Regions from separate parts of the Mus musculus genome. Here region 1 is linked to region 2. Evidence: chromatin loops called from intact Hi-C (ENCODE). Cell type or tissue: gastrocnemius. All regions are shown on one strand. Links, peaks and the distances in the headings refer to the core of each region. The heading gives the core; the rest is flanking DNA. Region 1 overlaps Cdkal1 (CDK5 regulatory subunit associated protein 1-like 1). Region 2 overlaps Cdkal1 (CDK5 regulatory subunit associated protein 1-like 1).

Region 1 (2,918 bases), core at 139-2,638, 160 kb after region 2:
CAGCTCGAAGAGCAATCAGACACTATAGCTGTATTTAAACAGACATAGTAAATCTGGAGAGGCAGTCAGATAAGAGTAGAAAGGGGTTTAGGTGGATTTTTCTCCAAGTCTCAAAGTTAAAAATGGCAGAATATAAAATCATAAATTCCGTCTTTCTCAAAAACCAGTAAGCCAAGCAAAGAAATAAAATCACCAACAAAAAACATCATAAGTTGTCTAACAGGAGAATAGACTCAAACCAGACAAACTTTTTAAAAGTATCATCTAGAAACAGAATAAACTAAACTAAAAACAAAATATGTGTATGACCAATCCAGTGTTGTCCTCATCCCCTTTGTCCACACTGACAATAAATAAATAGATAGGTAGATAGGTAGGTAGGTAGGTAGGTAGATAGATAGATAGATAGATAGATAGATAGATAGATAGATAAACTTAAAGAGCCACAAAACAACAATGAAAAGCTGAATGGGCAAAATCCTCAATTCCTCAATCAATAAGGTACAATAGTTATTTACTGAAAAGTAACAATTTCAAATTTGAGTTAGGAAACAAGTACCCATGAATCCTTTCTTTGAGTCAGAGAAGACCTATGTAAATCAAGCAACCCCAAGAAGGGTAGAAAAGATTGGGAAGGGAAGGTGGTCAATGGGCCCTCCTAAATCTGAGCCTAGACGAAACAACAGAGAAGGTATCTGCTATGGGTGAGAAGAGCTGCCAGGAGGCTTTCACTTGTTGACAGAAGCTACAATGAATTCAAGTTCATATTGGGTCAGAAATGTCCATACATGTACACATACATGTACACATTCCTTGATCTGCCATTGAGTGTCTAAAGGAAAAGGAGATCCACTACCTGGTACATCTAGCCCACAGTACTTAGTTTCCATGGAAAGGAAACACCTCCTCTTGGGAAAAGAACTGATTAAGTACCTGGGTGGGAAATACAAAAGATGAGGTGGAATGTGGTATAATGCAAAGCAATATACTAAGCCACTACTGGATAATAACCAAGTATACAATTAATAGGCATCGGCAGGCACAATACTTCAGAAAGGTAGCAGCTACCATGGGATACAGAAGTGAGGAAGAGAAGCATAGCGTACGGACGGAAATGTGACTTCAAGTCCTCCCTTGGTGACATCCCAGCTGGGAGGCTTGCGCCAGGACACAGAATTTATGGAGCCACAGGGGTGGCATCTGAGAGGAAAATGTACACTCTGTGTACCTATCATGGAGAATAACGACAAAGGCAAACAGAGCCAGGACTGCATCACATTAGAGAAAAGCCTAAATGGAACTGACGAACTGATGCTTCTAATCTCTTGGACTACTGAAGCGAATCTTTAGGATTCTTGAAGGAGCTAGGGAAAATAACCATTTCAGCAAGTCTAAATTCAGTAGCTCTAAAAAGATGCTACATATATAAAAATAAAAACACTGATCAGAGTGATTGCTCATCTGTTAGAAGCACTTGCTGCTCTTGCAGAAGACCCAGGTTCAATTCCCAATACCCACAAGGCAGCTAATAACCACCAGTAACTTCACTACAAGGGACCCACACCCTCTTCTGGCCTCCATGGGCACCAGGCACACACGGGGTATACATACAAACATTTAGGCAAAACACCCACATATAGAAATATAAATAAATAAAATGTGTAAAAAGAGGACGACTTTTAAATCTCTTGTTAACTGTATGTTGCTTAGGCTCCACACATGTGACACAAGATAAATGCACCTGCATATGTGCATGACCACACTTGTATGTATGTAGTGAGAATTTAGGTTTCCTTAAAAACCCAGTTATGTTATGTGAATATGTTTTTGTTTTAATCCCAGGTGTGGGATATGAGGCTGCTTCAGATTGTCCACAGTTATTATGATTGTCTCATGATCTAGAAGGGGCATGATTTTTGTCAGCTGCAGATAGTTTACATTTGGAATTCTGGGGACTCTTGAGAGAGTATAAATATGAGAGCCCCACAAGGGCCTGAGGCAGCTGCTGCTCCCCTGCTGTTGCTGCCTCCACGGCTGCTGCTGGTTGCTGCTTTTGCTTTTGTAGATTTCTCTGGATTGCTGGATTGCTGGATTGCTGGTTGCTGGAGATACCCTGACAACAAAGACTGGACATTCCCATAGGAACTCAATGCCCCTAACCAGCAGGAAATACTCTAAAGAGGTCTATGCCCCCTAGTAGTGGGGGTTGAAAGGTAGAGAAGGGGGGTACATAATAGAACCCAATAAAGTATCCAAAAATTAAAAAATAAAAGTGCTGAGAGAGAGGGTGGATGGGAATAAATGTAATAATACATCTTTGAGAATAAAGAGCTGTCATATACTCAACCAGCTGAGAACCTATACACCTTAGCTGACTCAAATAGATTGTAATAAGAACTATAAACTCCCCAATTGGGGGGGGGGGATAGTCAAAGCATTACAGATTTGTCCAAAAGAAGGAAGACATTAATCTTATTTGATAAATGATAAACCAAATCTGTATTCACTTCACATTGTTCCAAGTCACTGGAGGAACATATCTAAAAGTAGGCCTACTCAGCAAGAGGGGTTTCTCATTCTATTACCTTTTTTAGAATGTATTCAACACAGTGTTTGGAAGCACTCCATTTGTGTATATGTGTGCGTGTGCATGTGTGCGCGTGCATGTGTGCGTGTGTGTGTGTGTGTGTGTGTGTGTGTGTGTGTGTGTGTGTTATGGATTACCTTAATATAGCTAGTTACCATATCTTTTAACGCACAAGGTTATAAGTTATCATTTTTGAAGTGAGAACACTTTGTAATCCCTTCTCTTGACTTTAAGAAATTAATATATTGCTATACTCATAGATCAGCAATTTTCTCTAGCCTCATCAGAGAAACCTCATCTTGGAGTAGATGGCAGTTAACACAGGGATCTC
Region 2 (2,918 bases), core at 228-2,727:
GCAGTACTGGCAGGCCTACAGATCTTGGCCTCATTCAGAAATCAAAACTGTCTCTGCCAGTGCACTCTCATGATTTATAGAGTCAGATGGTAGGGTTAAACATAGGGCGAATCTTATACTTACTTTCTTTATTTTAGTCTTTGGGGACCTTAAAAACATTTTCCCAGATCCCCGCTAACGGGATTCTACCTGCTGCTGAGGTGATCTTTTTATGTTAAAGTCTATGACCAAAGTTGAGAGCTGAAACCTTATATTGCATGAACACAAACACTATGGTATAAAGAGAAATTAGCCAGATAGACCTAAAATAATGAACAACTGTAATATTATGGAGAAACTTTGCATATGAAGAAGTTAGGATAAATTTTTGTTGACCATATAAAAGAATGGAGGATTTTTTTTTTTTTTTTTTTTTTTTTTTTTTTTTTTTTGGACAGGGGTGTCTCTGTATAGCCCTGGCTGTCCTGGAACTCATTTTGTAGACCAGGCTAGCCTCGAATTCAGAAACCTGCCTGCCTCTGCCTCCCAAGTGCTGGGATTAAAGGCGGGATTTTTGTTTTTTGTTTTGATTTGAGGATCTCTGTTGACTGACTCTGAAGAAAAGAAAACACAAAATTCTACAAGTGGTAGAGATGGGAAGTAACACAGTGGCTATAGAAAATAACTTGACAGTTCCTTAAAAAGGCAGAGTTCCCTAAAAAAGAAATATGATATGATCCAGGAACACCATAGAAACAAAAGAACTATACACAAACACTTACATACAGACTTGCTCAAGAATGTTTACAGTAAATATTGCTCTCATAGCAAAAATGCAAAGAAACACAAATATTGATCAGAATTAGAATATACAAAGTAAATCTGGTAGGTACATAGAATTGTATCTGGCCTTGGAAAATGAAATCTGTCACATGCTATCCCTAGGGAGAAGCATAAATGTACAACACTAAGTGTAAAAAGCAAATCACAAAAGGAAAAAGGATGTGACTCCAACTGAAAAGTAAGTAGTGTAGCCAAAATCAGGTGCAGAAAGTGGGTGAGTACCAGGGATGAAGACAAGAGGGATCAGGGATGCTGCTGTTTCATGAACAGAATCTAAGCTTGGGGAAATAGAAAGACTCTGGAGTCAAATGGTGGGGAGGGCCTCTCAATAAACAATAAGACAGGGTAAGTGCTCCCAAACTATACAACCAAGAGAAGTAAAATGCTTCATTTTAAGGTAGGCACACACACACTCACTCACACACACACACACACACACACACACACACACACACAAGTTGAAATAAGGAGAAAAGGTCTCCCTCTCTAATCCAGGATAGCCACTTGCTAATATAGTCCAGGTTAGACTCAAACTCACTATCATCCTTTCACCTTAACTTTCTGAGTACTGGAGTTGTAAATATGAGTCACCATGTGTGGTTTGAAACACATAGACTAATAAAGAGGCTGGAAAGAAAGCTTAGTTGATAAAACACTTGTCTAGTCCCAGGCTAGTTAGAGACATCTCTCAAAAAATCGTATGTGTGGTTGATCTCTGAGAGGGGGGGGGGAGGTGGGGAGGGGAGGGGAGGGGAGGGGAGGGGAGGGGAGGAGGGGAGGAGGGGAGGGGAGGAGGGGAGGAGGGGAGGAGGGGAGAAAAAGACAGACACACAGACACCCGGAGAAACACACAGACATTGGCCTACTTAATAACAGGGGATAATAATAACTGAAAAGGAGAATGAAATTCTATAGAAATCACCTAAAGGCTGTGATCTGTTTCCTACAAGTCATACATGGCAGTTACATTTCAATACAAACAGGAAGAAATGGGACCGAAGGAGCTATGTACAGAATTAGTTCTATGTTGTCCCTATAATGACTGCCAAACAAATCCCATCCCTAAATGAAATGCATTAAACAGCAGACATGGGTCTTTCTTCCCAAAGCTTTTCCCAAACAAACATAAAGCAAGAGCGAGTCCACATGTGCTGTTGGTATTTCATCACTGTTTTGTACAGAACAAGAGTGTTGTTGCCTACACACCATTTCTCAGCATCAACACCCATTTTCTTATGCAATTTCAAGTTTGGTTGGCAGGTCAGAGACATTTTTTCCAACCACAGACAAAACGTCTTTTGATACTCAAAGAAAATGTTCAAGGAAATGTTCCCAATAAAAGACAACAAAAACAATAGCATGTAAGTGCATCAGCAGTCTAAGGAACAGCTGAGGTGACTCCAATTAACCTCCCGGGGGAGGGGGGGATGTGACAGACAAGGCACTACCAACACACCTAGTCTATGTCTGCAGCCAGAGCCTTGGAAATGCTTGCAGAATGCCACAACGCTGGGAAGGAGGCAGGCAGACACACTTGTTTTGTTTTTTGAAACTGGATCTCATAGCTCAGGCTAACTTTTTTTTTAAACAAATATTTTTAAATAAGGAAAAGGAGTCAAGGTTTGAGAGCACAATCCATCATCAAAGAAGTTCTAGATGTGAGGGCAGGAGAATGAAGTGGACGGAAATATCACATGCACAGTCAGGAAGCAGAGAGGGAATTCTGGGGCCCAACCATTCTCTCCTATATATGCAGCCCACAACCCCAGCCCATGGGATAATGCCTCCAAATTCACAGTAGGTCTTTCCCCCTCTCTTGAACTCAAAACTGTCTCTCTGAGATTCTGGATCTCATCTGGTTAACCAAGGACAACTCACCATTACTCTTTCCTCCTCCAAGACTCTAAGCTATCTCCTGTCTCTACCATCACACAGCTGGGATTATAAGCATATGCCGTCACAGAAATCGAGTAGAGCCCAGGACCTCAGGCATGCTAGGCCAGAATTCTACCAGCTAACTGAATACACCTTCAGCCACCAGAACTGTATTATTGAATCTTCCATGTAACCCTGACAAGCTTTTAATGTTTCATATA

Evidence for each region. A loop is a pair of places that touch in the nucleus more often than their neighbours do. Peaks named below come from ENCODE experiments on the same cell type or tissue, not always from the same donor. Only the 100,000 strongest peaks of a DNase experiment are listed, where the experiment ranks them.
Region 1: a loop joins it to region 2, with 1.8 times the contacts of the local background. A loop is called at or near these places in 2 of 42 quality-filtered maps.

What each region holds. Positions count from the first base shown.
Region 1 is chr13:29,793,352-29,796,269 of GRCm38, forward strand. The region is part of intron 4 of Cdkal1 (CDK5 regulatory subunit associated protein 1-like 1); the gene reads right to left. Among named protein-coding and RNA genes, the nearest start is that of Cdkal1, 61 kb to the right of the region's middle. In gastrocnemius, for the core only: no CTCF peak of the experiment used is centred there; no DNase peak of the experiment used is centred there.
Region 2 is chr13:29,633,716-29,636,633 of GRCm38, forward strand. The region is part of intron 8 of Cdkal1 (CDK5 regulatory subunit associated protein 1-like 1); the gene reads right to left. Among named protein-coding and RNA genes, the nearest start is that of Cdkal1, 220 kb to the right of the region's middle. In gastrocnemius, for the core only: no CTCF peak of the experiment used is centred there; no DNase peak of the experiment used is centred there; H3K27ac peaks cover 1,127 bases.